2 separate regions of the Mus musculus genome follow, and region 1 is linked to region 2. The links are chromatin loops, found by intact Hi-C in ENCODE. Cell type or tissue: heart. All regions are shown on one strand. Links, peaks and the distances in the headings refer to the core of each region. The heading gives the core; the rest is flanking DNA. Region 1 holds the start of 1700042O10Rik (RIKEN cDNA 1700042O10 gene). Region 2 holds the start of LOC102631979 (a long non-coding RNA gene).

Evidence for each region. Hi-C counts contacts between places; a loop is a spot of excess contacts. Peaks named below come from ENCODE experiments on the same cell type or tissue, not always from the same donor. Only the 100,000 strongest peaks of a DNase experiment are listed, where the experiment ranks them.
Region 1: it touches region 2 in a loop (2.7-fold over the local background); 4 of 42 quality-filtered maps call a loop at or near these places.

What each region holds. Positions count from the first base shown.
Region 1 is chr11:11,866,714-11,881,465 of GRCm38, reverse strand. Ddc (dopa decarboxylase) reads left to right here. Exons shown (of 15, transcript NM_001190448.1): 2 at 816-1,024; 3 at 5,108-5,221; 4 at 8,213-8,332. The coding sequence starts at 824. It overlaps 1700042O10Rik (RIKEN cDNA 1700042O10 gene), which reads right to left and starts at 13,343. Exons shown (of 4, transcript NR_045178.1): 1 at 13,267-13,343; 2 at 10,310-10,502. In heart, for the core only: no CTCF peak of the experiment used is centred there; a DNase peak (open chromatin) is centred at 6,035; H3K27ac peaks cover 2,500 bases.
Region 2 is chr11:11,958,211-11,972,962 of GRCm38, reverse strand. Grb10 (growth factor receptor bound protein 10) reads left to right here. Exons shown (of 17, transcript NM_010345.4): 3 at 2,321-2,540; 4 at 5,278-5,431. The coding sequence starts at 2,347. It overlaps LOC102631979 (a long non-coding RNA gene), which reads left to right and starts at 5,438. Exons shown (of 2, transcript XR_381046.3): 1 at 5,438-8,410; 2 at 8,447-14,557. RefSeq lists an enhancer at 10,342-11,107. In heart, for the core only: no CTCF peak of the experiment used is centred there; DNase peaks (open chromatin) are centred at 6,572, 7,062 and 8,012; H3K27ac peaks cover 2,439 bases.

The DNA.
Region 1 (14,752 bases), core at 4,499-6,998, 90 kb after region 2:
GTTACTGTTTTTCTTGTGATTTTACTGTTTAAAACGACTCTCGAAGAAATGTACTGCAAAAAGATTTGTCTCATGATCTGCAGCCCAAGTAAGCCGCAGTAAGTGCCTGGTAGAAAAATGACTGTATGTCAGCTTCACTCAGACTTTTGGAATGTTGAAGAAGATAACGAACACAAACTCTTGATAGCTGCCTGTGTGTCTGACTTGGGTAATATAAAGAAAGTACCATCCTGATAAGCAGATTATAGGCAAAGGTGCAGGTCACCAGGAGATGGGATTCCAGGAAAAGACATATATCTCTAGCTTTGGACAGAGCTGTGCTGTCTTAGGCTCTCGGCTGAGCCTCCAGAGATTGTGGTCCTACCCTTACCCATTCTTCAGGGGCTGCCGTGGCCGTCTTCATTTCTCAGCTGAAAAGTGGGGCTCGAAGTGCAAGGCTCTCATTCAGATGGCTAACAAAGGGTACATACAGGCAGAATGTGGGCCAGAATGGGAACCAGTATTTGTCATTAAAGTCGGAAGGATCCATAACTGTGTGCTTCTTGCATTTTACTGTGATATTTTTATTTTTAAATGAGGGTGCTGTTCTGTCTTCTGCTGACTGTCTTGTGAGATGTGGAGTGGTCATTGTGCAGCACTGTGTGGATCCAGTGGCATGTCTATCTCATCCAGACATAGAAGGTGGCAAGGGATGCTGGGTTGGGGACTGAGGGTCTTTATGATATAGAATCTCTGCTCCCTGGACTTGCTCACCCCCCTGCCCAGTTCAGAGTTATAATGTTTTATTGGTTGATTTCTATTCTCTCTGTCGGCAGTTTTCAACATGGATTCCCGTGAATTCCGGAGGAGAGGCAAGGAGATGGTGGATTATATAGCTGACTATCTGGATGGCATTGAGGGTCGTCCAGTGTACCCTGATGTGGAGCCTGGCTATCTTCGGCCCCTGATCCCTGCCACTGCCCCCCAGGAGCCAGAAACATACGAGGACATAATCAAAGACATCGAGAAGATAATCATGCCAGGGGTAAGTGAGTATGGATTTGAGGTCAAATAACAGCTGGGCTTATGCCTATAAAGCACCCCCTGAAAGCTGTACTTCCAGTGTCATGGGGTCACCACAACACGTAAGCTAAAGAGAAACTACTAACCTCTGTTTTGCTTTCAGCGGAGACAGCTTAGGTTTAGAGAAGTTAGGTGGTCCATGAAGCTCTCATGGGAGAGTAAAGGATAGAGCCAAACTACATAGGCAGTGCAAGGGCTTTCTCCAAGGCCTCCAAGACCAGTATTTGCATCACCATACAGGGTTCCTAGAGGGTTATTCTTTGATAGCACGAAAAAATAAGCTCCTAGTGGTCGATTGCAAGCAGTTTAATTAATTACCCTAAATAAAGGTACTTGCATCGTTCTTAGATCTGCCAAAGGCTAACGTTCATGTACCCAGAAAATGTTTGCTCCATTTTGTTTGGGCATGGACAGTTGTGCACAGGTTCTGCCTAAGGGCACAGAATAGCTGAGCTATCCCTGATAGTCAGAGGGATCAAAGGGTTGCAGTGAATCTCAGTGCCCCGTCTCCAGAGTACTACTTTACCCAGCAAGCAATTTACCTAAAAGCCTATCCTTTAACATGGCCTTGAACAAATGGGTGTGACCCTGATCATTAATTCCTGAACGAAGTCTGGGCCTGGTGCTGGTAACACTGGCGGATTGCACACACCCCTACTGGGGCTTACTAGTTGTGACTTTAAGGTGACCGAGGAGTAGGCAGGAGGGGATCTGACAGAGTGGACAGTCTGCTCTTGTTTTCACAGAGAACACAGAGGCTCTGGGGAGGCGCATAGTCAGCCAAAGTCCTGGGCTTCAGAGGCAGCTCCTCGGTTCCAGAACATCTCTCATAGCCCTCGTCAAGTTTCATCTTAAGGAGATTTCCCATGGCATTTGTTCTTTGAATATAACTCAAAATTCTGGCTCTGGCTTGGGAGTTGAGCAAATAAACTAAGCCGTTCAGCATAAAGCCAGTACAGGGAGGCCTAGTCAAATGTCAGGCCAAGTAGGAATACAGGAGCGCAGTGCTGGAAAAATGTGCGGTCCTCCCGCAGGAGTCTGTGTTCTATAGGAGTATTTACTGTGCAGAGCAAAGCTGGAAAATGCAGAGGCTCTGGCATTAGCTCCCCAAGTTACAGATCCAGCCAGCCCCCTGCTAGCTGTGGTTAACCAGAAGTTAGGTGAAGAGTCTGTGCTGTGCAGAGCCAGTGTAGAACTATCCACCCCACACATTCTGTGGCTATTCACAGAGAGGAGAGCAGGGGAGTGCGCTTTCCAGTCAGGATTCACCCTGGGAGGGCGGCAGACAGTGTGGAGCCTCCAGGTACCTGAAAGAAACTGAGGCCCTGGGCCCCATCTGTGCCCTCTGGCCCTCTGCCTTTGTGCAGTCTTTGGCCTCTTCCTCTATGGGGCTTTGCAATTACACTTTATAAAGGCATTTCCGCAAAGACAAGCGAGTTACCACTACAGATGTTTTGGTTTTTATCTGAACATTCTTTTTTTTTTCCCTAAAGCCTCATGGGCCTCACTCCTGCTCTGCTGAACACATCACTCAGCCCGTGAAGTTCTCCAGAGCCTCCGAGACTCACTGTCAGCCCCTCCCTCCCCCTCCCTTCCTCCCTCCCTCCCTCCCCCTTTCCTGTTCTTCATTACCCTGATTTTCTTCCACTCTCACTTTTTTTTCCCCCTCTGGCTCTGTCCCACTCCCAGGCCTGGAGACAGACTTGCAATGAGCCTTGCTGGAATCTTCCAGCTTTTAATGAGCTATCCTAGTTGGCTATCTTCTTAATCGGGGCTTGCTCGTGCCACATAAAGGCCTAGTGTGGTTTTACTGAGAAAAGACATGTTTATATCTTTGCAAAGACTATGAAAAAAAAAAAAAAAAAAGCAATGTGTTAGTCAGCTTTCTGACCCTGTAACACAGCTGGAATGACAAACTTACATGGGGACAAGGTTCATTTTGACATGTAGTTTTGGAGGTTCAGCTGCAGGACTCCTTGGTCTTGTTGCTTTTAGCTGGTTGTGAGCCAGTACATCATGGCCGAAGCACACAGCAGAGGAAATCGACTCACTTCAGGGCTGGAAAGCATTGGGGGGGGGGGGGGGGCGGGGAGCGGGGGGGGGGCGGGGGATCGCCATCACAGCCTCCTTTGAGGGCACATCAGCAAAGGCCTCTTAGTATCTCCCACTAGTGCCACCTTGGGGTGTGAGCCTCAAACTTAAGGAGCTTTAGGAATTCTTAAGAGCCACGCCATAGCAAGATGTTATAATAAAGAATGTAGACGTGGCAGCTTCGACATGTCTCAAGTTTGTGGAGGTTGGGTTCAGATAAGGGCTTCTTAAGTTACAGAGAGCAGCTTTGTACCCCACAGTGGTAGGGAGCTAGCTCTGGTCTCCTCCTCCTCCTCCCCCACCACCACACTTAACGTCTCCCCTCTAATAGCTCCTTCTATGCCTGACACCCAATGCTCCTCACATCCTGCAGACCCCTACTTTCATCTTTACTTGAATGTTTACATGGAGTGATTTGAGCTCGCAGCTTCTATAATGACAGGATCTAGGCCCCTCCTGCTCTCAGGGATCGTCTTTCCTTGTACTCTGGCGAAGAATGAATGCTTCTTTTCCATCTCTGCCCGCAGTTCACTTTGTGAAATCTCTTCCCCAGGACAGGCATATCCTTTAAAAATATATATATATATATATACCAGCCTAAGACTGTGCCTCATCACAGAAATTTGTACTTTGTACAGAGGAGAGTTTCTGAGTACATGTTCCTTACACTGGAAAATATATCCTGATTTCAGAGATCTTAAAACCCTCAGAGTTTTGTCTTATAATCACTGAAAAAGAAACATTTATTTGACTAGAATCTGGAGGAGAAAAGTCAGAAATAGTCTCACCTGGCTAGCGATGCAGAAAGAAACATAGTTTCTGGTTTTGGGAAATCAGGAGTGGACCATTTTTCCAGAATCTTTTGATCAGAACCATATAAGCATTCTGAACTTTTCAGAGAGAAATGTTTCCTTAGCCTGCTACAAACCACCACACAGAAGATCAACTTTCAATATTTCAAAAGTGGAATTTTTTATTTAATGAAATTCGGTGGTGGGGTGGGATTTGTGTTCAAACTTTCCAAATGGATACAGTCCGTGCCCTCTATAAATTCTGGAATTGTTAGTCTATGATCAGTCTCATATCTCCTTATACGAGCCCAAATCCCATCACAAAGCCCCACTCTCATGATCTACGTACCTTGCCAAAGCCCTGTCTCCTAATACTGCCATTTGGGGCTGGAGATGTTGTTTCAACTTACACATTGCAAGGGAAAGACTGCTCATGTAGCCAATATTGGTCTGTGTGTCCTTACCACTATCCTGGTTCCCACCATCTTAGGGATTCCAAAGATCACCACCTATGAGGCTCTTTTCCCTGTCAGTCTGAGCTTTTCCACTGTACCTAAGTCAGGGTTGGCACGGAGTAGGTTGTTTTCCTCTTCTGTGCTAGAGGAAGCAGGGGAGATTGTGGCTATTATGAGAAACCGAGGTAGCAACAGCTCTTCTTAAAGGAACTGATTGTTAGATGGACCAGATTGTACAAGACAGTGGAAAGGGACAATACCCAAAAAAAAAAAAAAAAATTGTTTTTAAAAATTGGGTATTAAAAAAAAAACCAAAATAGACAAAAGCAACTGAATTTGCTAGGGCAGCTTTGAGAAAACCAAGCCTTTTGCACTAGGATCTCGGTTGTGTGGTGCAGTGCTTTCCCTGTCCAGAGAACCCAGGAAGAACCCAAAGAGGTATTGCTGTCGCTCCTACCTAGAGACTTCACGTGTTATGAAAAAAATATAATAATTCCTACATTATCTTCTGAAGACAGCATTTCCTTCTTGACTAGCAAAGATATTGAAGCACAAACAGGAAGTCTGTTTACTGTAATGATAATGGGGTGAAATTCAGACAGAAAGTATAGGATGATTGAACTTGAGAAACTCTGCCCAAGTTGCCTTCTACAGGTACCTTGAGGAATTCACCACTTTGTCCTAGAGTAACTGTCCTCCTCCCCACAGGTGACACACTGGCACAGTCCCTATTTCTTCGCTTACTTCCCCACGGCTAGCTCATACCCAGCTATGCTTGCAGACATGCTGTGTGGTGCTATTGGCTGCATTGGTTTCTCCTGGGTGAGTATCTCCAAGACACTGTGGTGGGGTCTATTCTTGCATGAGACGGTGATCCCTTTGCACACAGGACAGAAACAGGTGGCTCTGTCACCTGTAGGTAGCAGGGCTACTTTGCAGAAAGCAGAGCTTGGGTCCCAGGGAGGAAGTTTCTAAGGGAAGAGAAATTCTGAGTGGAATATGGGAGAGGGAGGAAGGAGAAGGAGAAAGATAGAGGGGAGAGGGAGGAAAGGAGAAGAAGCAAGGAGAGAGGAAAGGAATGGAGGAGAAGGGGGAAGGGGAGAGGAGAAAAGGGAAAGAAGAGAAGCGAAGGAAGAGAAGAGAAGGAAGAGAAGAGAAGAGAAGAGAAGAGAAGAGAAGAGAAGAGAAGAGAAGAGAAGAGAAGAGAAGAGAAGAGAAGGAAGAGCAGAGCAGAGCAGAGCAGAGCAGAGCAGAGCAGAGCAGAGCAGAGCAGAGCAGAGCAGAGCAGAGCAGAGCAGAGCAGAGCAGAGAAGAGAAGAGAAGAGAAGAGAAGAGAAGAGAAGAGAAGAGAAGAGAAGAGAAGAGAAGAGGATTCAGCATAGTACTGTTTTTTGGTTTCTATTTGTTTGGTTTTGTTTTTTTTTTTTTGTTGTTGTTGTTTTTAATAACCACTTGATTTGAATCAAAATCCCAGTTCAAGGTTGTGAAGCTTCCATTCCCCCAAGACCAGAAGATTGCTATGCACTCTGACTTTGGAGACGGTTCCTACCCTTGACTCATTCATCGGCCTCCCACCAGCCTACTGTCCAGCCTATCTGATGGGCAAGGAGGCAGAGCAAAAGTGCTAAAAATAGGCCCATGCCTGCCTACAGGCTACTCACCCCTCCCTGTGTGAGGTCCTCTTCTACATGGAGTAAAGACTTAGAAAGTTCCCTACTGAAGGCATCTGGCCTAGGTCTCCCTGAGCTCTGTGTCCCAGCTGTGTGCTTCAGGCAAGATTTGAAGCAGATGTCATTGGCTCTCAGGTTCTGAGCCTGCTCACTCCATGAAGAATTCCTCAAAGCCTAGAACTGTCTTGGGCTCTCTAGATAGAGAGTGAGTGTCTCTCATATTTGTGCCTTAGATTCTTGTGCTTATGAATTCTCAGCAGCCATCAGGGCCCAGCTGAGCTGACTGCTTTACCACATGGCACCTGATTTTCTTCCAGCTGGGATACTGAGGGGCTGGGCTAGTGGGAGTCACAGCTCATGGGAAGAGCTGAGATGGCCTTCTTGCTGAACTGTTGCCATTGCTCTTAGGTCAGGCACTTGGGGCCTTCTTCTATAGACCAAGCCTAGGATGAGTGTATCCTTTTCTTTCATTAAATGTTGTTGTGGCAGGTTTCATTGGTGTCATTCTGCTGCTCCAAAAGCCACTGCATATATTTGTCTGGAGACCCAAAATCAACCTCTGACTTATCTGCTTTTCTAGGATGGTCTTGGTTGAGGAAGAGCCTGACACAGAGGTTGTGTTGCTTGATAGCTGTGGTTCATAACATGGAATGTTGGCTCCTATACTGAGAATTAGCATTAGCTTGGCTGCAGTAGCACCCAGCAGGATGGGGATAACCATCTAACCAGCAGGGGGAAAGTCCTCAGTTCCTCTTGTCATCAATGTGTCATAATTCCAGAATGCACAAGAGCAGCCTGGTCACCATGTTGTGCCCCTTAGGTAAAGACCCAAAATAAATGGAGGCTCAAGTCACTTTTGCCTGGACCTGAGAGTACCCAGCTAGCTACTTTCTGTGTGCAATGAGAGGAGAGAAGCCAGACACCAAATCACTGGGGAATTAAAAGACTACATGAGATGAGTGGCTTATCTGATGTTGCCTAGCAGAAGAAAGTAGGCAGTACCTGTTTTCTTGGCTCCATCCTGCCCTATAAAATTTGCTCCTGGCCATGGAGGAGGGTCTTCTAGTAGACCTTTTTATATTGTTCTGTTATATGATCAAGCACACCGAGCACAAGCAGGCAGGCATGGTGCCATCCCCCTTACACCAATCTGGATGAATGAAAGAAGCTATATCTGAGACTGAGTTCAGGCATTTGAGGCCCACCTGAGATTGAAAGAGTTTAAATTTGGGTTTTAGCCAGGCATTGGCCCTAAACTCCTCAGGAACTGGGCTGCTGTTTCAGCATTAGCTCTTAAAGAACCATGGCTGTGTATGTGGTGGGCTGGGGAAGATGATGCATCCAGGGAACGCTCTCAGCTTATACCCTGTGACCTGTCATGGGGAGATGATACAATTGGTGGGGTAACTCAAAAGGGGCCCATAGAGGTCTACCCTCATGGATCCCTGATGGATCTCATCTGGAAGGAGATGAGGAAGAGAGAGAAATGTCTTCCTTGTAAAGCTCTGTCAGTGTTGTCAGGCCCAGGCTCTGCTTCCAGGCCTCCTGGCAGAGCCAACCCCTGAGGCGCCCTGGGATCTCTGGGAAATGAGAACATAGCATTGTCTCGATCCATTTTCAGGGGGAGAACAAAATGCTGTAGCCTGAATCCTTTATAAACATTAGAAGTCTACTCGAGGGTGTGAAGAACATGCTACTGGCATCTGGCAGCAAGGCCTGCTGTGTGATCGCAGCAGAGAATATGCAGCGGGCAGCAGGCATGCGTGAAACAGACAAGAACTTCTGTTCTTGGAGTGAACTTCCTTGTTTCCATCTAATCCACTCCCGAGACGACCCACTTTCCATCAGTTCACGAGCAAGGAGCCACACAGGCTGGCTGACCCGTAAACTCCCCCACCTCTTAATATTCTCATCGTGGGTTCAGGTTTCAACATATGAATGTGGGAGACACACTCAAATCCCAGAAACCAAGGGATTAATTCCCCACCAAGGGTGGATTTGGGGGGCAAAAATGTGAACTTTTTGTTAAATTGATCAAATAAAAACCACCAAAGAAACAATGCTTTCCTGTGTCACTCCTTTGTGCGGAGGCCAGCTGCCTTGTGGCTTAGCTGCTCACTTTCTCCCCCAACCCCCACTGCAGGCTGCAAGCCCAGCGTGCACAGAGCTGGAGACCGTGATGATGGACTGGCTGGGGAAGATGCTGGAGCTGCCAGAGGCCTTTTTGGCTGGAAGAGCTGGGGAAGGGGGAGGAGTGATCCAGGTAAGGCGGGGAAAGCGGGAAGGCAGACTTTTGGGAGTATGGGCTCCACAAAGGACCACAGCTGCAAACAGAAAGCGGCGCCCACGTTGCTTTTGGCCGTGCCTTTAGGTTTCTTCCAGAGAACAGGAAAGCCGGGGAAGTATGCTCTTGGAGAGTTGATGGAATCTGGATTTAGATCCTGGTGCTGTTTCCCATGAGCACTCATCTCCACTGGCTCTTCTGGTATATAGAACTAAAGCTAAAGCATAGGTAGATGTTGGCGTACCCATTGCTGACCTCCATGTCTAGGCACTTTCCAGACACACTGACTTCTCACTGTGAATTAGGCACTCCATTTGACAATCAAGGAAACTGAGGCCCAAAACAACTAATAACATACCACTCAGCTTCTTGCTTGGGAGTTACAGACCTTGTGTCTGTGTATTCTAGAACCTAAGGTCTTGCGGCCACCACAGAATCCTATCTTTACCACAAGTGACAGCTGTGGCCATGCTTCGATGGCTGTATGTGCTACTTGGCTGTATGTGTTATTTGTCTGTTTGCCAACAGCTTACCTAAGGCTTCTGCTATGTCTATGCATACATTTAATTCATTCTCTGTATTCATCAGGAACAACTGTAGAGCTTACAAGAGGGCACACAACAGATGCAAATGACAGCCGTGGTGAATTTTCCATTCCACCAGGATCTTCAGAGTGAATGATTGGAATTTATGCTTTTTTTTTTTTTTTTTTTTTAAGACAAGGTCTGACTATGTAGTCCTGGCCTGGAACTCACTATGTGGAGCAGGCTGGCCTTGAGCTCTGAGGTCCACCTGCTCTGCCTCCCAAATGCTGGGATTAAAAGAATGTCCCATCATGCCCTGGCAAATGTGAATCTTTACAAAACATTTTGTAACACAGACAATGAACTCCATTAACTCAGCAGCCCTCCTTATGTTGTTTTTCTCATGTCAAGTTCATGGTTTTAACACTGAGAAAGTATTACTAACCTTAGAATCAAGAAGTTTGTGTGTGTGTGTGTGTGTGTGTGTGTGTGTGTGTAACATATAGTTTTTTCAGAAGCTCTGATAAGCAGTGATAGCTCCACATATCTTATGGATGAGAGCACTGAGGCTGACAAAAGAATGCCTTTGTGGAAGATCACATGTCTGCTATGGACAAAGTAAACTAGGAAGCAAGACCCTTGTCTTGTTGTCCTGGGACTATTTGTTTTAACTTCCCATGTATTTTAACCTCCAATGTATGGTCTCTTTCTTAAGGGTGCTACATGCAACTTAGTGGCTTTAAATACATTTCTTATCCTATGGTTCTGAAAGTCTGGCCTAGGTTTTAGTGAACTAAAATCAAGACTGTCATCTTAAAAGCCCAAGGGGAAAATCCATTTCCCCCACCTCCTCAAGTTTTCTAAAGCCTTCTGGAATTCCTTGGCCTGCTACTCCCATCTCCACCTCCCAAAGCAGCTGCATTCCATCTCGCTGACCTTTCTCTCACTGTCATGTTCTGACTGCAGATGTGAAATCGGGTCTCCACTTTTAAGGACCCATGTGATAGGATTGGGTCCACTCCGATAATCCAAGGTAATCTTTCCAAGTCAAGGTTCTTAATGTAATCACATTAGCAAAGTCCCCTTTCCCCTGAAAGGTAAACAGTCTCTGTCTGGGAAAGAGGCCTGGCATCTTGGTGATGGGAGATGCAGCGCGTGTTGCATGCAGTCTGCAGAAGCTCCCAGAGAGGATTTGTTCTCAATGGCTTCCTAGCCTCTGCCCCTAGAGAGCCAAGCTCAGCAGGGCTCCAGTGGGCCTGAGAATGTAATTCTTGTTCATTCTAATGCATTAGAGTGGGCAAGCCAGCAGTCCCTGTGGCTCAAACCATTCTTTTTTAAAGTCTTTGAATATGTCCCTTTGTCATAACTAGGTCACTGTAAGTAGGGAAGCTGATAAAAATGAACTACTAGAGTTAGGGAGGCTGAGAGTCACCTGTAATACCAACAGTTGAGAGGAGGAAGCAGGAGGATCGGGGGTTCATGGCCGTCCTTGGTGAATTCACGCCAAATAATTCTGGGTCATGCCTCTGAAGACGGATCTGCTGGCTTCTTTATCCCTGAATGGCTGCAGACTCTCTCTGGACACTCTGACTTGATTGTCCTTGTTAAGGACGACAAGCATGCCCCTGGGACGATAAGCATGCACCAGGGTTAAGGTTAGGGTTAGGGTTAGGCCATTAGACCCTATTAAATAAATAAATAAATAAATAAATAAATAAATAAATACATACATACATACATACATACATACATACATAAATAAATATTACCATATGGATTTTATACTATAACATACTAGTACACACATACACATGTATGTAATAAGTAAGTGTACACATATGCTGTACCATAACTGAAGTATGAATGGATACTATGAACCAGACTTCTCAAAATGACAGCTGGAATGTTCTCGGGAAGTCCCAGTATAATTTCACAGAACTTCTTTTTTCTTTTCAAAGGTTGTGTGGCATGGTCAGACTTCCTTGGGTAATGTTACAAAAAGGCATGGCACAGATGCTGTTCTGGCTTGAAAAGGGGCTGCAGCACACGTCCCCAAAATACACAGTCAGAGATGTTTCTTCTAGGTGAAGCGCTGGTGGCTTTCCAGGTGTTGACGCTGGAATCCTGATTTTCCAGGGGCATGCTTGTCGTCCTTAACAAGGACAATCAAGTCAGAGTGTCCAGAGAGAGTCTGCAGCCATTCAGAGCTACAGAATCCAGCAGATCTGTCTTCAGAGGCATGGCCCAGAATTATGGTTTATTTATTTCTGGGCAAGTATCTCACTCTTCAGAGTAGGCCTGACTCTAGAGCAGATTTTTTACTATAACTCCACATCTTGGCTGAGATTTTAGCTTTGTTAAACCCTGCTACCTCATGAACAATACAGCTTTCTATCTACCTTGGGATATTTCCTCTTTTCTATGTTAGTGAGGAGGCCATTTCAACCCTTTTCAGGGGCTTGAGTTTCCATAGACTCAGTACCATTTTCTTAAGCTCTCTCTCTAAGCTCGCTCTCTCTCTCTCTCTCTCTCTCTCTCTCTCTGAATAGCTTCTTTTCCCCCCCTCTTTTCAGTCATTTTCTCCTCTATATTTTCGGTGAATTGCTCATGGTTTTCTGTGTATCACTGTAATTTTCCACATTGCCAATTTACTATCTCCCATGTCAATTTTGATTACACTTTCTTACTTTTAAAAATGATTGTGCCCTCTGTATTTATGGATAATGGGCACTCACTGTAAAATGGGAAAATGCAGTAACTATTTTAGAGCATAATTCTCTCTAGTCTTAGTCTAGTATCTCTGTATGTGTGGTTACATAAATTGAGATGATTCAATACATATATACAATGTTTTCTTATATTTTCACTGTTTAAATACTTTAATTTCTTTTTTTTTTTTTTTTGGTTTTAGACCAGGCTGGCCTCGAACTCAGAAATCCTCCTGCCTCTGCCTCCCGAGTGCTGGGATTAAAGGCGTGTGCCACCACGCCCGGCAATACTTTAATTTCTTACTACTATTACTGCTGTGTGTGTACACGGTAGGTGTGCACGGATACTCATGCCATGACTCTCACAGGGAGGTCACTTTGTGAAGTGAGCTCTTTCTTTATACCTTCTTGTGGGTCACCAGACTTAAAGGATAATCTCTCTTCCTATTCAGCCATCTCACTGGCCCTCGGCTGTTTTAAACTTTTTCTTAATTTATTTTTTCAGTTAGTAAACAAAGCAACGGGCTTCATCATAGCACTTTCACACACACATGTGAAATGTTTTTCACAAATATTTTATTCTTATCTACCTTCTTTCTCCAGCGCTCTCCCTCACACTTCTTGTTACTCTGTATTGGTCCTCCCCGTGCCCCGTCTTGTCCAAATATTTTTTTGAGAATATTATTGCTGTACAATTTTTAGGATGTACTACAATTTATGTAAATAACACATAAAATATTCATGCCATATTACACTTTTCAGTCCTGTGAGTAAGAATTCAGAGGACAGCCTTTAGGACAAGAGGCAACTGTCTTCCATCAGCTTCCTCCCCATGGCACATAAGTGCGCCACCAAGACCAGAATAGCACCACAGGAGAGAGCACTTTTGGGTCGCTTGTCATACGGTGAAAACAATTTCATTTTCGAGTCTTTATATCCAAAGACGAATCTTCTAGTTTTGGTACTTCTCAAAGAATTTTACAAGTAACAAAATTTATTGAATAACTATTACAAAACCGACTGTGTTCTAGCCTATTTATTGTGCTTTATATAATCAATTTTCATCCTCAAAATACTTATGAGGATTAGTTGCATTATCAACCTTAGTTTTCATAGCAAAGAGATTGAGGCTCAGACAAGTTCAGTGGCAGAAACTAAAGGCAGTGTGTAAAGCCGGTGTTAAGTATTATCACCAGCTTGCCCAGGCTCTCTGCGTGGGATAGAGTCTGGAGGTTTGAATGCTACCATTGGGTTAAACCACCTTTTCAGCGAAGACAATCTCATTTTGAGAAGTCCCAGCCTTAGGTTAGGACTAATTCTGGCATCTCTCAGCCCAGGCTTCAACAAAGCCCTGGTGAGCTCAACCCACTTAGTTTGGGTTAGTAGAAAGCAGACTTCCTTGTGTTTACTGCAGGGAGCTGGCTGGCCCTTTTCAGCTCATGAGGCTGATTGACTGTAATTTGTGAGGCCTTAAAGAGCACTGAGCCCAGTGACAGCCCGCAAGGCAGTCTGCCTTATCGATCCCCTCAGAGCTGTAATCACAGCTTAGCATCCGCGCAGCAGTGGGTGTCTGAGCCCAACGGCACACCATCATTGTGAGGCCGGACAAATGAGACCTGCAAAATGGGTCTCTTAATTGGGTTTGAAAGCTCTTGTAGAAGAAAAGCTGCCAATTTCTTACCCTGTGTGAGGTGACATTTGTAAAACCTAGAAGATGAAAGGACCTTTCGGCTCAGGGCATCAGCAGCCCTGAGCATCGACTCTCCAAAAGGTCCCTCCCACCTCAGAGCAGGCTCGCCATGGCAACCTTTGTCTGCCTGAAGCAAAGGCATTGGCGAGCCACACAAAGACGTGGGGGTAAACCGGTTCCAGGTAAACGAAGGAGCAAGTGTGTGGGCTTAGCTCGGTTGCAGCTCGGGGCTGTTCAACCCCCAAGTTTCTCAGTTTCTCAGCCACGAAGCACAATAATCAGCGTGGGCTCTTCACCTCTCTCTCTCTCTCTCTCTCTCTCTCTCTCTCCCTCCCTCCCTCCCTCCCTCCCTCCCTCCCTCCCTCCCTCCCTCCCTCTCTCTCTCTCTCTCTCTCACACACACACACACACACACACACACACACACACACACACACACACACAACTTTCTTGGTATAAAAGAAAGAAATTTCTGTCAGAATATGGAGAGCACCCTTCAAGTCCATAATGAGCTACTCAGAATAATAAAGGTGTCCAGGGCTCCGAAGAGAGGGCAGACAGAGTCTCACTATTTAGCCCTAGCTGTTCTGGAACTCGCTATGTAGATCAGGCTGGCCTCAAACGTTGAGATCAGCCTAACTCTGTCCCCTTCTGAGTGCAGGGATTAAAAGTGTGTGCTACTACAACCACAATCCACGTTTTGTTTTGTTTTGTTTTGTTTTGTTTTTTGAGACAGGGTTACTGTGTGAAACAGAGCCCTGGCTGTCCTGATCTTACTTTGTAGACCAGGTAGGCCTCGAACTCACAGAGATTCTCCTGCCTCTGCCTCTGCCTCCGCCTCCGCCTCTGCCTCCTGAGTGCTAGGATTAAAGACATGTACCACCACACCATGCTCCCACAATCTACTTTTTGTTTGTTTGTTTGTTTTGTTTTGTTTTGTTTTGTTTTTTGTTTTTTTGAGACAGGGTTTCTCTGTATAGCCCTGGCTGTCTTGGAACTCACTTTGTAGACCTGGCTGGTCTCGAACTCAGAAATCCGCCTGCCTCTGCCTCCCAAGTGCTGGGATTAAAGGCATGTACCACCACGCCCGGCCACAATCTACTTCTTAATAGACAGACCTTGAAAAACAGAATGTGGCCAGAGTGTCTGAAATAAGCAAGCCAGGAGAGAAAAACAATGGGATGCACAGGGGAAGTGGGAGACGCAGCGTCTGTTTTCACAGACTTGAATTTCCTGAAATGGCTGCCAGTCTTGTCGGCCTTCTTTAACGTGGTCTGAAACTATGCAGGACGACTGTTGGAAGTACAGCCCAGAAGGAAATGTGTGAGTCACTCAGATGCTGAGTGAAGACCATGGTCTGTTTATCTGAATTCATGCATTACAGCTACAGAAATAGGAATATGTGTACCTAGCTTGAAAGCTCACCCCACTCCTCAGGGAGTAGGACTTGATTCAAAAAAAAAAAGGTAAAAGCAGT
Region 2 (14,752 bases), core at 5,826-8,325:
AGACAGCAGAACCTGAAAGTGTAACCCCTACCCGCCCTACTAGAGTCTTAGATCCTTGTTACCTAGGCAACCCCTAGCTGGGCAAGTGCTCTGCTTTGACCCTCAGCAATTCCCTTTGTGATACTTAGTTTTTTGGTCATTATTAATTACCAGTTCATCAGTTCATCACTTTTGTCCATTTAGTACCTGACTATAGGGTTAATATGTGACTACTCAGAACCTTTGCTGTATCAAGATCCTCTTTCCCCTCCTTGCTTTATCTATATACAGGTCCTTGACTTCATTACCAATCCGAATGCTTGTGTGCACCTAACTACTTCTCTCTTGGGCCACAGCCCACTGCTCCCTCCCTCCTTGTCAGCATCTCTTACACATGGTGTCTGCTCTTATTGCAGCAGTGACTATACCAGTCACCACTATTTTCAGCAACCTGCTACCTTGACTCTCCTAATGACCTTGGAACCTGAACTGCCTAGATGCACCATGGGTCACTTCCGCTATTCAGTTTCCATAATGTTCTCTCTTATATCGCCAAACCGGGGCCATTCAATGTTCTGCTTCTGCCTGTATATTCCCATAATTGTGCTCTGTTCCTTCACCCACCAGAGAAGTACTAATCCCTGGAATGGACAGTTTCTTTCTATTTCTTACACCAAGCCAGGTATTCTTTAGTGGGTTTTAGTATCTTTTGTTGTCACATCCTTTAGTCTTAAGAAACAAGAGAGAAAGAAAGGCCACCTAAGACATCGTAGTGCTGAAGAACAAAATCCTAGGCAAGGACACTACCACAGAATTAGTGGATTAGTGGCCCAGCTAGATCTAGAAAGATCCTTGAGCCCATTTGTTGCTCATAGCCCAGGTCAAACAAGCATCTAAATCTATTATCAAATCCAAGATGCTTTCTACTGCTTAAGGTTTTGGGGGGTGGGGGGAGCAAGTAACTTCATTCCTTAAACATGCTTCCTTGGCTGGTAGACCAGTTGCTTGTTTGTGTTGTTTTTCTGAAGAACAAGTGAAATGGAGCTGCTTATTCTGTATCAGACTCTATTATAAAACAGTCCCCTGGGTGATGGATATATTGCTAACTCTGTATTATACTTGAAGAGACTTCTAACCAAAACCTCTGGTATGTTGTCCTGGGCATGGAAGCTGTAAAAGCAATCTGGGCATGACAAGCAGGTTCAAAATGCCTTCTCTTATTTCTTACTATACTTTGGAGGCATTGACCTCTGTGAGAGTGATTGTCTTGCATACTGTGACAACCTTGTTTGGGGTTGTCACACCTGGCCATATCTTACAACTTGTGAAATGCTATGATACAATCAGCTTAGGTCACTTCTTACCCTATTGTTAAGTTGACACTTTTGGAAACACCTTCACAGCCAACTTCTGCTATTCAGGCTCTTACCATCTTTCCACCCCTTCTTCCTCAATGCTCCCTTAAGAACAAGAGTTGTATTGTAGATGTATCCGTAGAGACTGAGCACCCCATGATCAGTTCTTTATATTTTGTCTAGCTAGCTTTCTGTAATGGTTTCTATTTGTTGCAAAGAGGTGAGAGCTATAGTTATCTGTAGGTGTAAGGATGAGTTGAATCCAATTAGAAGCTATGCTGGTTTATTAAAGTGATATTTTAAAAAAAAAATCTCTAATATCCATGACTAACTTGTACTGGGAAATTGGGTAGGTTTCCAGCACTGGTCTTAAGTCAAATTAGAGAAATCATTGGTTGCCACCAAGATATGGGTGCCACTATTGCACTGTTACTGTCTTGCCATGCTGGTCACTGTTGTGATTCATGGGTGTTATAGCTGGTAGGACTGTTGGTCACCATGTTCGCTTCATAGCTTTCATAGGACCTTTTGGTCTTCTGAAAGCTACTCCTAAGGGAGGAGATTTTCAAGTCAGATCCTGCTTGGGTGTTCCAGATCTTATGTCTAAACTTCATGGTATCTTTAGCAATAAGGACGTACCTTCAGCTTCCAGAAGCAACCAATAGCAGCTGCAATAGCTGTATTATTCTGAGGGTGTCTTGGACTCCCCTGATGAACAACCCAAAAGATTTTTTTCATGCTTATTTGATAATATATAGCTTTTTCAGGAAGCATTGCCATCCCAAATGGAATAACTTCATTTTGAACTATACATGTAGTATGTATACACACAGACTTAACTTGTATTGTATGTTACTAATATGATTTCATAGTAATATTAAAATACTATTTGGTTTAGGAGCCTGATCATCCAAAGATAACCATTTTGGTGGAACTCTATACCCTCACTGACATTTTTTTCTTCTCTTGCCATTTTTTATGTACAGAGCATGGTCTTGGGCTTCAAGTACTAATGAACAACGATATTAACTCGTCCGTGGAAAGCCTTAACTCAGCTTGCAACATGCAGTCTGATACTGATACTGCACCACTTCTTGAGGATGGCCAGCATGCCAGCAACCAGGGAGCAGCATCTAGCTCCCGGGGACAGCCACAGGCGTCCCCGAGGCAGAAAATGCAACGCTCGCAGCCTGTGCACATTCTCAGGTGGGCCAGAACATGTGCTGTCTGCACAGACAATGCGCTCTGCTCTCCAAATGGTGATGGGCAGTGACTGTAAAATCAAGTTAGATGAGTTTGTTCTCTTAATAGCAGCTACAGTTGTTGCCCTATAATCTTGAGGAAGCCGACCCGCAGTCCTAAAGCCAAAGCACAGTCCTGCCCCCTACCCTTGTTTACTGTAGTTTTCCCTACACACACAGAACAATGGTGAATTTTGGCTTATTAATTAGACACTATAATATGTACAACAATAATTAATAGTACAAAAGAACAATTATAATGCTAATGAAGTCATATGAGTGAGTTCTATCCTTCCTGTTGTGATAGTGAAGTGACACAAAGTGGTAAGATGGAAGGAAGAAAGTGGGATAGTTGTTGTGATACACAAGGCTGCTGTTGACCATCTGTGGCTATGTCATCAGAATTTTCAAGTCATGCCTCTGCCAGCTGACCTCAAAGAACTAAAAGTGCAGCTCTCAATGGCTTTGGGTATGCTGTGTAACATTTCAGCGTTTGGTGTGAACTTGCTGCCTGGCTTAGCAGCTATACCTTTTCCTGAGCTCCTGATTCACAGCAGATTCCTTAACCATGCTCCAGGTTCATGTTCCTCAGAGTATTGTCTATAGACCAGCTACAGTGTCCTCCAGGGCCTACTCAAAAATGTACAGTCCCCAGAGTGGTTCTGTTTTGTTCTTATCCCTAGGAAACTGAACAGAAATGCATAGCTGTGTTAGCAAAAGGAGAGTCCTGGAACCTTGAGAGAACTTCCTGGGAGGTGACAGATCTCTGATCTGAGTTCAAGCTAGTCAGAAAGTGGAAGGTTGGAGAGTGGAGGCAAGGAGAAGATTAGAACATATAAGAAAGGATAGATTTTGGTTTAGGTAGTGCAATTCTGACTTGGAGAGTTAAGGGGCAGGAAAGAGAGAGCAACATGGCTGCAGAGTATGTCGTGACATGAAAGCCATCTGAAGAACCTACAGGCCTGCAAGTGATGGGGCCCCGATATGAAGAAAGATGCAGTTAGGTGACAGCACTGCAGAGCAAGAAGCAGTCACGCTCTGCGAGTATGTGACATTTATGTGGAGTTAGAGAGCACAGAAGAATAGGAGAGCGGCTGGGTTGTGTTGAACAAAAGCAAACAGCATAGTTAAGAGTGTTCAGTAGATAATAGTTTTGTTGAGAGGAAGATGTGGAGCCTATAGTCATCTCTGGTTTATAAAAGCAAGCTGAGAAAAGGAGTGCTTGAGGAGCACTGCCTTTGTCTGGCTCCTTCTCAGGATCCCATGAGTTACAGGCTTGCATGACCGAGCAAGGATCATGAGCTCTTAATACAAGCTTGCCCCTGCCTCGCTGGGAATTCACAGATGTGTGTGCAGTCGACTATGCTTGGGATTGTTGCCCAGCCTCTGTCCAGCTGGAGTTCCAGCGGTTGTACTTTCTCAGCACTGCCTATTCTGGGACGTTCTGCTCCTCCCTGCTTCCAGAACCGTCTAAAAGGGTTCTTTATGGTCTGACATTAAATCTTCTTCAGCCTCAGTAACCAGCTCCCCTAGGTGTCCTTTCCCAGGATGTGGGTGCTGGGTTCACACTGCTGAGGGGCTCCCGGTGATTACAACAGGCTGGGTGAGCTAAGTGGAGGAAGATATAAAGGAAAAGTCTGCAGGAGGCCCAGACATCCCACAGGCTAAATGATGGAGCAGGAGGAGGACTTTGGCGAGGGAGAGAATTATTTTCAAGTGGATGAACCAGGCAAGGTTTTGGAAGCACAGACACCTCCACCTCCCAGGTCCTAGCAGTTTTGTAGCCATCTTGATATCTCTGGGTCCTGGGTCCTCTCCACAGACACTTTCATTTTGCAGCTTCAGGGACAGCCTCTTTTGATGTGAGCCTCTGTAACAGGGATTGCTTTCATCTTTTCATAATGCCCCTTAATTACACTTCTGGGCAGTGTCTGTGAAATGTTATAGCATTAAAAAAATTAATGAGGTTAAAAATGGAAATAATTTATAAATTTTCAATACACCCTAATAAAGAAGGAGGATTCTGTGGGCTGCTGGAACATCAGAAACAGCCCTGTCTGGTTCTGTAGATCAAAGATGGTGAAGCTGAAACTGCTACAGGAAGACCAGGATTTGTTAACAGTAAAAAATGAGCTTTCTGCCACATCATCAGACTGGTATAGGAACGACTTCCTCACGTATCACAACACAGATTCCCTTCATTCCTTGAGAGAGCTGGTATCTTAAAAGTCAGAGCATATGTTGCATAGTAGCCACCTTTTAAAGTGTTAGCGAACACTCGGGATTAATGGCCAATCCCCAAAATATTCTCATCTTAGAGAACAGAAACTGAACTCTTTAATAGCAGCTCCCCCCTCTCTTTCCTCTGCCCCTGCCATTCTACGTTCTGAATTCAACTGTTTTGTATGCCCTGTACAATGGAGTCTGCCAGTGTGTGTCCTTCTGCTACTGGATTTATAGCATAGGTCAGAATTCCCTTCCCTTATTGTCTGGATAATTTTCTTTTTAAGGCTACATGATATTTCATCACCCATTCACGGTTGGACAATTAGGCTGCTTCCTGATTTGGGCCACTGTGAATAAGGCTGTCATGAACATGGTTGTACCAGCATCCACAGAAACCCAGCATTTCCTTCTCTGGGGCGTAGACCCAGCAGGTGTGTGCTAGGATGGCAAACTAGTTTTTGACTCCTTCCTTATAGGCGCCTTCAGGAGGAAGACCAGCAGTTAAGAACTGCATCTCTTCCGGCCATCCCCAACCCATTTCCGGAGCTCACTGGTGCGGCCCCTGGGAGCCCTCCTTCGGTTGCTCCTAGCTCCTTACCTCCTCCTCCGAGCCAGCCACCTGCCAAGCATGTAAGTGGTCCCTGACTACAACACAATGATGCATTTCTTTGTGGAAAAAGGACAGAAGTTCTAAGATAGCCTCTTTGGGTTGATACTGAACTTTTTTTTCATGAGTTCTTTTAATGTGTTGGCCAAAATTCAATTTACTAAGTTAGGAATGTATCAGGGTAATTTTGCAAAAAAAAAAAAACAAACAAACAAACAAACAAACAAAACAAAAACAAAAAACAAAACATTAACTATGCACTTATGTATCATTTATTTATTTATTTATTTATTTATTCCTGAGGACAACATGTGTGCTATGATGCATATATATAATTAAAGAACAGCTGGGCATGGTGGCACACGCCTTTAATCCCAGCACTTGGGAGGCAGAGGCAGGTGAATTTCTGAGTTCGAGGCCAGCCTGGTCTACAGAGTGAGTTCCAGGGCAGCCAGGGCTACACAGAGAAACCATGTCTCGAAAAACAAAACAAAAAAAAAATTAAAGAACAATTTTCATAAGTCAGTTCTCTTTACACCATACGGGTCCTGGAGGATTGAACTCAGGTCCTCGGGCTTGTCACCCAAGTGTCTTTAGCCTCTCACCAGACTGAGGAATGCATCACTGTGTTCAAAGAATCTTTTGATTGTTTTGTTGTTGTTGTTGTTATTTATTGTTGTTCTTGCTGCTGCTGTTGTTTTTTAATTAATGATTTGATGTTTAAGGATGATTTTAGCTCTTTTAAAGAAGTTGTGTGACCAGGTCATCCGGGTCAATCAGCCTTTCTGCTATGGCACACCGCTGGGCCTTCCTGTGCAGGCACTCTTCAGTATGGGATACAATCAGAGCTTCCATCTTGAGGTCTTGACTTCAAATGCAGCCTGCTCAAGGCCAAAGAATGGCCACTTGACTCAGGAGATAATAACTGCCCTTTTAAAACTTGTTTCTCATTTGAAGTGGTACTATGAAGTAGAGAGCTAGTCACTGCCCCCATGTGAGAAACTCCCCAGTGACAGCCATTCAGCTTATCAGAGACATGAGCAGGGGAATCGTGGCATCTCAAACTCCCTTTAGCAGTGAGCTAGGAACAAGATGGCCCAGGGCTCAGCAGCATACCACACCCTGCCTGCTGCAGGGAGTAGAACATAGACAGTGACTTTACATGGAGGCTCTGCTCTGTGCAGCGCATGGGCTGCTGTGGTGCTCACTCACTTACTGCTGTAAGTCAGTACAGATGTCAGTCACCTACAGTAAAGTGAGGCTGGTGTCAGCATACAGTTGTGTCTGACCTAGTGTTTCGGCCTAGAGTCCTCACAGGCTTCCTGCTACCTTAGCTGCCTCTTTAAAACTTGCAATTTAGAAGATTCTGTGTTTTCCCACTAGACCCATTTTTTTCCACTTGCCCACCTCTGCTGTTCTCTAACACGGCGGAGCCAGCCAGTCCCATTCTCTGCAGTCTAGTGGCATACAGCACCAGGCTCTCCAGCAGTAGGCTTTTTTCTAATACTCTGCTGGCTTTGGAACACTGCTCCCCATGAGTGCCTCTCGAGCCGCCCGAATTACAGCACTGTCAGACTTAGAAGGTGAGGTCAGTGTCCCTTGTCTCGGAGCCAGCACTGTCCTGGCTTCTGCACAGGGTCACATGCTGAAGTGCATCTGGGCTGTCTACCTCCCTGGTGACCTTCTGCCTTGAGTAAGGATCCTGATGATCGTGCATGGTTTGTCCCCGAGGTTGTTTACAAGTTTCCTGTCCTGAAGTAGACCACAAAAGTACTGTCTGGCCCTCGCCTTGGCTAGCAAGAAAATGAGCCTCCTCCCCACCGATTGTCCAAATTTGTAAGAATAAGGAAACCCGGGAATTTTGCCTGCTCGTGTTTTTCTTGGGATCAGAGTTGGCTCTTCATGAGAACAGTGCACTGGCGTGTTTGTCGTCAGATTCCTCAAGCCAACTGGGACCAGTGAGAGCAGGGAAGGTGTTTCTCACTTGTGGAAGGCTGCTGTTCTTTGTGGCTGTTTTTAGTTTTATTGTGTATTTATTCTTTGATAACATCATACATGTAAATTATATATTCTGATCAATATCTATTTATTTAGTGGGGGGCACACATGCAGTACAGTGAGTATGGACATCAAAGGGCAATTAATTAAGGACTCAGTTCTCTTCTCTCATATAGATCCATGGCTCAAATCAGAGTAGTACCCAGGTGCTCAGATATGCAGAGCCATCTCACCAGCCTTTTTGGTTTTGTTCTGATCCACTGAGTTTTACTGAGGGTCAAGGTTATTTACCAAGCATGAGCAACTTATTAATGGCTACACCACTGAAGAAAGTCATCCCGTACAGGGGCTATGCCGATAGTGTAAAGTGAGCTAAATCCCGCTTGCTACCATCCAACAAACACTGCCCTGAGTACAGTTTGTCTGGAGGTCTGTGTACTCAGCAGCCTGGTGGGACAGCCTTAATTGGGAAGGGTGTGAGGGACCCCATTTCACTGAGGACTGACATAGTTACACATGACAATGGCACTAAAATGGCTACCGGTTGTATGCATTTCCAAGTTGTCTCAGCCACTGTCAGGATATATTTAGCTGCAGAAAACCAAACCTGGCTGGCTTCCTTCATGAGGACACTTAACTTTCATGGAGTAGGATATCTGGGGCAGAAAGCAGAAGCTGCCCTGACCTTGTTCCCTGTTGTGGAACTTAGACACTATCTCTGTAGGCAGAGCAAGTGTGACCAAAGTTGGGCCTGTCATTAAACACAACCTTTCCACCTCAGTAGGCGAACCAGGGGCTTGAACACATGCAGTGGTGACAAGGGAAACTGAGGTCCTATCTGGAGTATGCTGACACACCAGACATAGCACCAGACATAGCCATTGCTGACTTGTACTGTTCAAGGGCAGAGCTTCTAAGACATTGGGGGGATCAAGGGAACTCGGGAGAGGAGGTCTGATTCATGCTAGGTAGTGCTATAGGAGAGGAGGTCTGATTCATGCTAGGTAGTGCTATAGGAGAGGAGGTCTGATTCATGCTAGGTAGTGCTGTAGATGGGACCTTTTCTGAATTCATAACAAGCTCAGCAATGGCAGACCACACATTGACTCCTTAGAGCATGTTTTTCCCTTTGCTATTTAAACACAATTACTCTCATAATTTTTTGTGCCCCATCATTAATGGTGCATAAATACTGCCTCAACTCCAAACAGTTCTTTTCTCTTTGCTTCATTTTAAACATTAATTTTCTGGAACTGAATTGATGGCCTTAAGCAGGATTCTACTTCTGCGCTTACTGATGACCTCCGGGGTCTGCCTAGGCTTAACCTGCTCTTCTGTGAATGCACTGCCACTCGAGACCTCTGTATAGTGGGAAAATCTAATCCCGGCTACTATGTGCAGAGTAGACTCTCCTCTGCCCGAAGGCCTCAGCCATACATTTACTAGTCCTCCTGCTTTCGGTGCCTTCACAGCTAGGTGTGTCATCTTTTCTGCTGCCTTTTGAGATCTGAAGTATGGAGACCTAGATCTAGCCGAGGTTTAACTTGAGTTCTGGGATCCCAGCTTGAGGCAAATTGTGGCTGTTTAGAGAAGTCCCTGGACTGTAGCTAGAAATGAGACGGGGATGCCCAGTGAGACAGAGACAATGCCAGTATCCCGTGACAGCCCAGCGTAAGATATATCAGCTCATCCTGTGTCAAAAGATAAAACCCTCTGCTTGGCACCACCCCTTTCTCCTCTGACCTCCTACTCACTCACATCTCTCCAGGGAGGCCCTGCCTGGTTGCCTGTCTCCTCTGTAAGAGGCAAGCCCAGTGTGTAGAGGGTGAGCCCAGGCTCATGCAGTAAGGCAGGGCTGGTGGCCCCTTCAGAGCAGCAGCATCTCAGTTCCCTATCTGTCTGAGGAGGCTGGTGTCACTGACCCTAGCCTCTCAGACCAGTGGTGACATTAATTCAGCACATAGGAAAATGTAGGCACAGTGCAGCTGCTTCCTATATTTGATACAAGACCTAACGCCACAGCTGCCACTGTGGGTGCTTATTTTACCCTCTTCTCTTGTGGAATAGAACAGACCACCAGAGACTTGCTCAAACAGCAGCCAAGACCCAAGAAGGGCAAGGCCACTTTGCAGAGTCAGTAACTAAAATGTCAAAAGAATAGAATCTGTATCTGAGATCACTCACATGTAAGACCTTTGTTGAAGCAAGGTGCCACAGCAAATCCCAAGTAGCAGAACACCCCTGAGGAAACTGAACATTCGTATACCATCTCATTAGGAGTACCCTTGTGAGTTTTCCAAAAGCAGCCAGGCAAAACCACTAGCTTGGGCTGGGGGTATAGTTCTGTGGTGCAGCATTTGTCTAGCAAGTACAAGGCTGTAGGTTAGGAAACATGTTTATTCCATAGTTTGGGAAATTTTGCATTTTCCCCCACGTTCTTGGGAATTCACATTTCCTACTTGATCTTAGAAGACCTGAAAAAGTGAACAAAGAAAACTCAAATTAATCTAGAAATTTTTGAAGGAATTAAAAAAACTTTACATATTTTAAGTATTTATTAGATATTACATATTATAAAAATACATAAAAACAGTTCCCACTGAGCCTACTTTGAATATGGTGCTAAATTGCCCAAGATAAAAGTGAAGGCTGCCCCTGACTGTCACAGTTGATTGGTGGTGTTACTAAGTGCTCAGAGCCCCGAGCATTACAGCCTCTGGAGCCAGAGCATAATCCTCTTGCTTGGACGACGTGACAGTACCTTCATGTCTCTGTTCAACTCTGAACAAATGATGCAATCACAGCAGGGAGTCGTGACCTAGAGCCGACCATGTGCTTGGCTAAAAATGAGACAGGAAACCATCCCAGGAATCTCATGTGAAATCCCAGCCTAGTGTTTCTCTACACTATAAATATCTTATATAAATTCTATAAATTTGAGACGCCTAGCTGATTACTATAGCCTCAGATCTCTCTTATCTTGAAAAAGTACTGCAAACATGAACCTTTAAATTTTATCTTGTAGAAAGAACCACCAGCCTTTAGCTACAAGGAATGAGTCTGTGCCTTCCCTGCACATGGACCAAGGTGATAAGATCCTTCTGCAGAGTCAGTGACCAGCAAGGGGAAGGGCTTATTTTTTGAATATTGATGATTCAAAAAAAAAAAAAAAGCCTCTGACTTTGCTAGAAACCAGAAATCATTTTCCTAGGAAAATTGATTTGCGAATTCTTACTTGATGGTTCAGCTTTAAATTTCATTAGAAAATGGGAAGGTCGCCAGCTAGTGAACTTTTTACCTGATTAGCTTCTGTCCTAGTTAGCTTCAGCTGTCAGATTGACACAGCCCAGAGTCATCTGAACAAGGCTCAGTTCAGAGATTGCCCAGATCAGATTGGCCTGTGGCCATGTCTGTGTGAGACTGTCCTGACTGATGTAGAAGGCCCAGCCCACGCCTAGGCAACCCCATGCAGAGGTAAGCGAGTCTTAGCTATATAAGGGAAGCTGGCTGTGTGAATTTTCCTGTTGTTCCCATACTGAACCCTTGCCTGACTTTCCACAGTGATAGGCTGGGACCTAGACATTATAAGTCAAGTAGCCCTTTCCCACCAAGTTGCTTTTGGTCAGTGTTCTATCTCAGCATCAGAAAACAGGCTAGCATCCCTTTTGCGATGGCTTGGCTTGCCAACTCAAGCAGCACTCTTCCCTGTGTTTGCATCCACAGTTCACCTTGTAGGGAAAGCAGCTTGTTACACCCACAACACGAAAATGTCTGCTCTTCATAGCTGCAGCCTGTACATTACTCACACAAAAGTGAAATCTGAAATGCTTCAGACTCCAACATGAGGCCACAAGTAGAAGACTCCACCTTTGCTACTTCATTAAACTATTAACGTATTAAAATTATTGTTTTATTATACAAAAGAACCGTCACCCTAAGGATTAGTCCACTCTTGAAACATAAACTTTAGGTTTAGACTTGGTTTCCTCCCCAGTTAACCTCATTGGGTAAATGCAGATAGTCCCCAGACTGAAGAAACTTAAAATCACAAACATTTAAGGTAGGCCACACTTGATCTATGAGCAACTGAGAGGGTGGATTTTCCCCCCACACTCCATACCTCTGATGGTCCTACTGGTTTAGAACAGAGGTGTCTCATGAAATTATAAAGTTGAAAGCTTTTTGTCTTAGCTGAGGGTATTCCATACAACTGGAAAATGTTCACCGACACTACCAAGCCTTAAATCTTAGCCTCTTCACTCTCGTAGCAGGCATTAGTCTGAGTATAAAACTGCCTTCCTTGCCGGCTGAGCTGCCTTGTTCACGTCTGTGCCTGTGCTTTTTGCCCAGCATGGCACCTCCCTCCTCCCTCTTTCATGTCTGGGTACTTGTCTCCCAGACATTCACCTCACTCTCTTAGCTAGGCTGAGTGAGTCAGGACAAACATAAAAACGATAAAGACTCCCTGGAGGGAAGCGAGTGAGGGTATTTTGAGTGTCTTCAGCAGGGAAATGGGGTAAACACCCTCCTCTCCTGTGACCACGAGTGCCAAGTTGCTACATTTCTAGGAAAGAGAGTACAGATGTTGACCTCATCTGGAAAGGTTAATAATTACATGCCTTCAGATTCTCTAGAGAACTACATGCAAATGACTACTTGTTTATCTTTCACCTTACCTCAAAGTAGTTTCCTTCTTGTAATTGTATCCGCAGACATTCCGTGCTAAATCAAAGCAGTAGGTTCCTAACGGTTTTATAGTATTCTGGCATCTTGGATTCATTTATATGTGCAGTTCATTCCTGGGCTTTTATCCCTGAAAGTGTTTCTGTTCACACCGTCCCCACTTTCCCCACCAAGCCCTGGAAGGGAACCAGATCAGCGGCAGCAATATCATAAATATTTGAAAGGGGAAGCGACAGTTTTTCCTTTTTCATTTAACTCTGGAATATAAATATGAATTCTGAGCATTGAGTCACAACAAAACAGTGTTTTAACAAGCTTGCCACCACTGCAGCAAAATAGATCTGAGGCACCAACCCGTAAGGATAAAAAGGTTCTTTTGACTCAGAGTTATAAAGGGCCCTCCTTGGAGTGGGGGTGCTGCTGTCAAGTGAGGCACAGAGAGGAAGAGCTCAATGCCACAATGTCTCCTTGACAGGCAGGCCCACAGGGGCTGCCCACAGGGGCCCACAGGGGCTGAAGAACCACCCAAAGCTCCCACTCTTCCAAACTTCACCAGGCTAGGGACCAAGTCCCGGACACATGGACCTTTGCAGACACTCAGCTCAAACTGTAATAGTAAGACAGTAGGCACTTTCTCTCTGTTTTTGGTTTCTAAACATGCTCCCCAGTAAAAGGAATAAAGTTTTTTAAATAGTAAAGGCAAGGTATAACGAGGATGGAGGAGGCCGCTGGAAGAGCAGAAAAAGGAAGGAAGATGGAGATCAGGAAGCCTTGAGTGTGTGGTCCCAATAGACATCTCCAGGAGTGGGGCACAGCAGACCTGGTGACCCAAAGGGATCTCAGCATCTCTTCAGTGGTATTGCCTGCCCTGAACCAGGTCCTGGATATGTTCTACTGAACAGCCAGAGCTCTTCAGGACTTTTTAGACCATAGAAAAGTCCCAGGAAATAAAGACCTACAGAGTAAGAGACCTAATGGGGTACAGCTCTGTCCAAGCGGGGCCCATGAATTAGACAGTCATGTGGGCCACTGAGAATTCCCTGCTGTTGATCATTGAACTAGAGTTATATAAGAATGTTTCCAGTTTAAAAAAAATCACATAGTCTAGCAGACCCCAGTAGACAGAGAAGAGAATGGAAAGATGAGCAAGTAAATGAGGCCAGAGGCTGCTATTAGGGAACCCTGATGAAGCACATACAGAAATCTATACTACTTAAACATCTGTGCAAGTGTCAAAGTATTACAAAATAAGATGTTCAACCAAAAATAAAAAATAAAAATAACAAAAAGCCCTCTGTATAAAACCAAAACTATGCCCTGTCTACACACAAGGTGACAGACATCACCAGAGCAGGCCACCAAAATTCTTTGCATCTACAAGAAGGTTATCTTTGAATTTTTGATGTTTATATTAATTTCCTTCCAGATTCAAGGCCAAGTCATTTTGCTTGCCTGGAGCATTATGAAAACCTCTAGCTCAGCAATAAGTCCCCACCCAGGACCCATCAACCCTTTGCAGAGTGACTTTCCATTCTAGCCTGAATGCATACACACATACATCTTCTCACTGTCTTTAACCCCCTTCACCTTCTAACATCTGACACCCCTGGTTTTTGCCTCTGTTGTCTGCCTCTCCTCCACTTAAATGAAGCTTCATCTACCAAAGACATTTATTAGAGGGGGCAAATCCATAGAATCTTCATGCCTGGCACTGAATAGGTTCTTAGGGAGTATCAGCTGAGGGAATCCGTTTTAGAATGCACTTCTCACTTCATCCCCTGCAAATGGACCTGAAATAACTTGCAAATTTTCACACAGTCCAACTCAAATCTTTTAAAAAGTTTTAAATTACATTTTAGATTTGTTTTATGATAAGTCTAGTAAACTTCAAATAAAAAAATGCCTCTTTTTTGGAAAAGAAATGTTATAAATCATACTTGTAGTTCTGTATTGCTGAGTTCTTTGATGGGATTTCTAGGTTATAAAAGTGTTATGCCACAACTTCAGGCAGTGTTTCAGTCTAGCAGTTGGAAGTTGCTACATGATTTTTTTAATTCACTCTCATTTGCTGAGATTATTAGTAAAGGCAGCTGTACTAGAGTTATACTATGCATTACAAAGAGCTGTCTTCCATTCATGGACATATGTACCCCATGCTCCACCCTGTCACCTCCGCAGTCATGTCTGTACTGCTGACACTGGCCAGGCCCAGTGAAGGAACCCATAAGAGCCCAGCACGATAAGGCTTTGTACATGACACTTAGGAATGATCTGTGGGTCTTTTAAGAGCCACCTACTCACTGGGGAATGGGCCTCAGATAAAATAAATCCACTAGAGTCTAGCTCTTTTCATATAGATAACTTCCATTTGTATTCAGTCAGGAGACCTCTTCCCACTCCTGTCCAAAAACAAAAAAAAACAAAACAACAAAACCAAAAAAAAAAAAAAAAAAAAAAAAAAACCCACAGCCTCAAATCAAGAGATCTGAGGCAGTGTCATTTGCTTTTGTATCTGTCCTGGAAACCTCTTTGACTCTGAGAATACCAACCATTTGAAAGAAGAAAGTAAAAAGTGTACCATTAGTTTTGTGTCCATGTCCATCTTGAGATTGGACCTCCTAAGGCTCTGCTCAACAGACCCCTATTCCCTTGGTTTAAAGGAA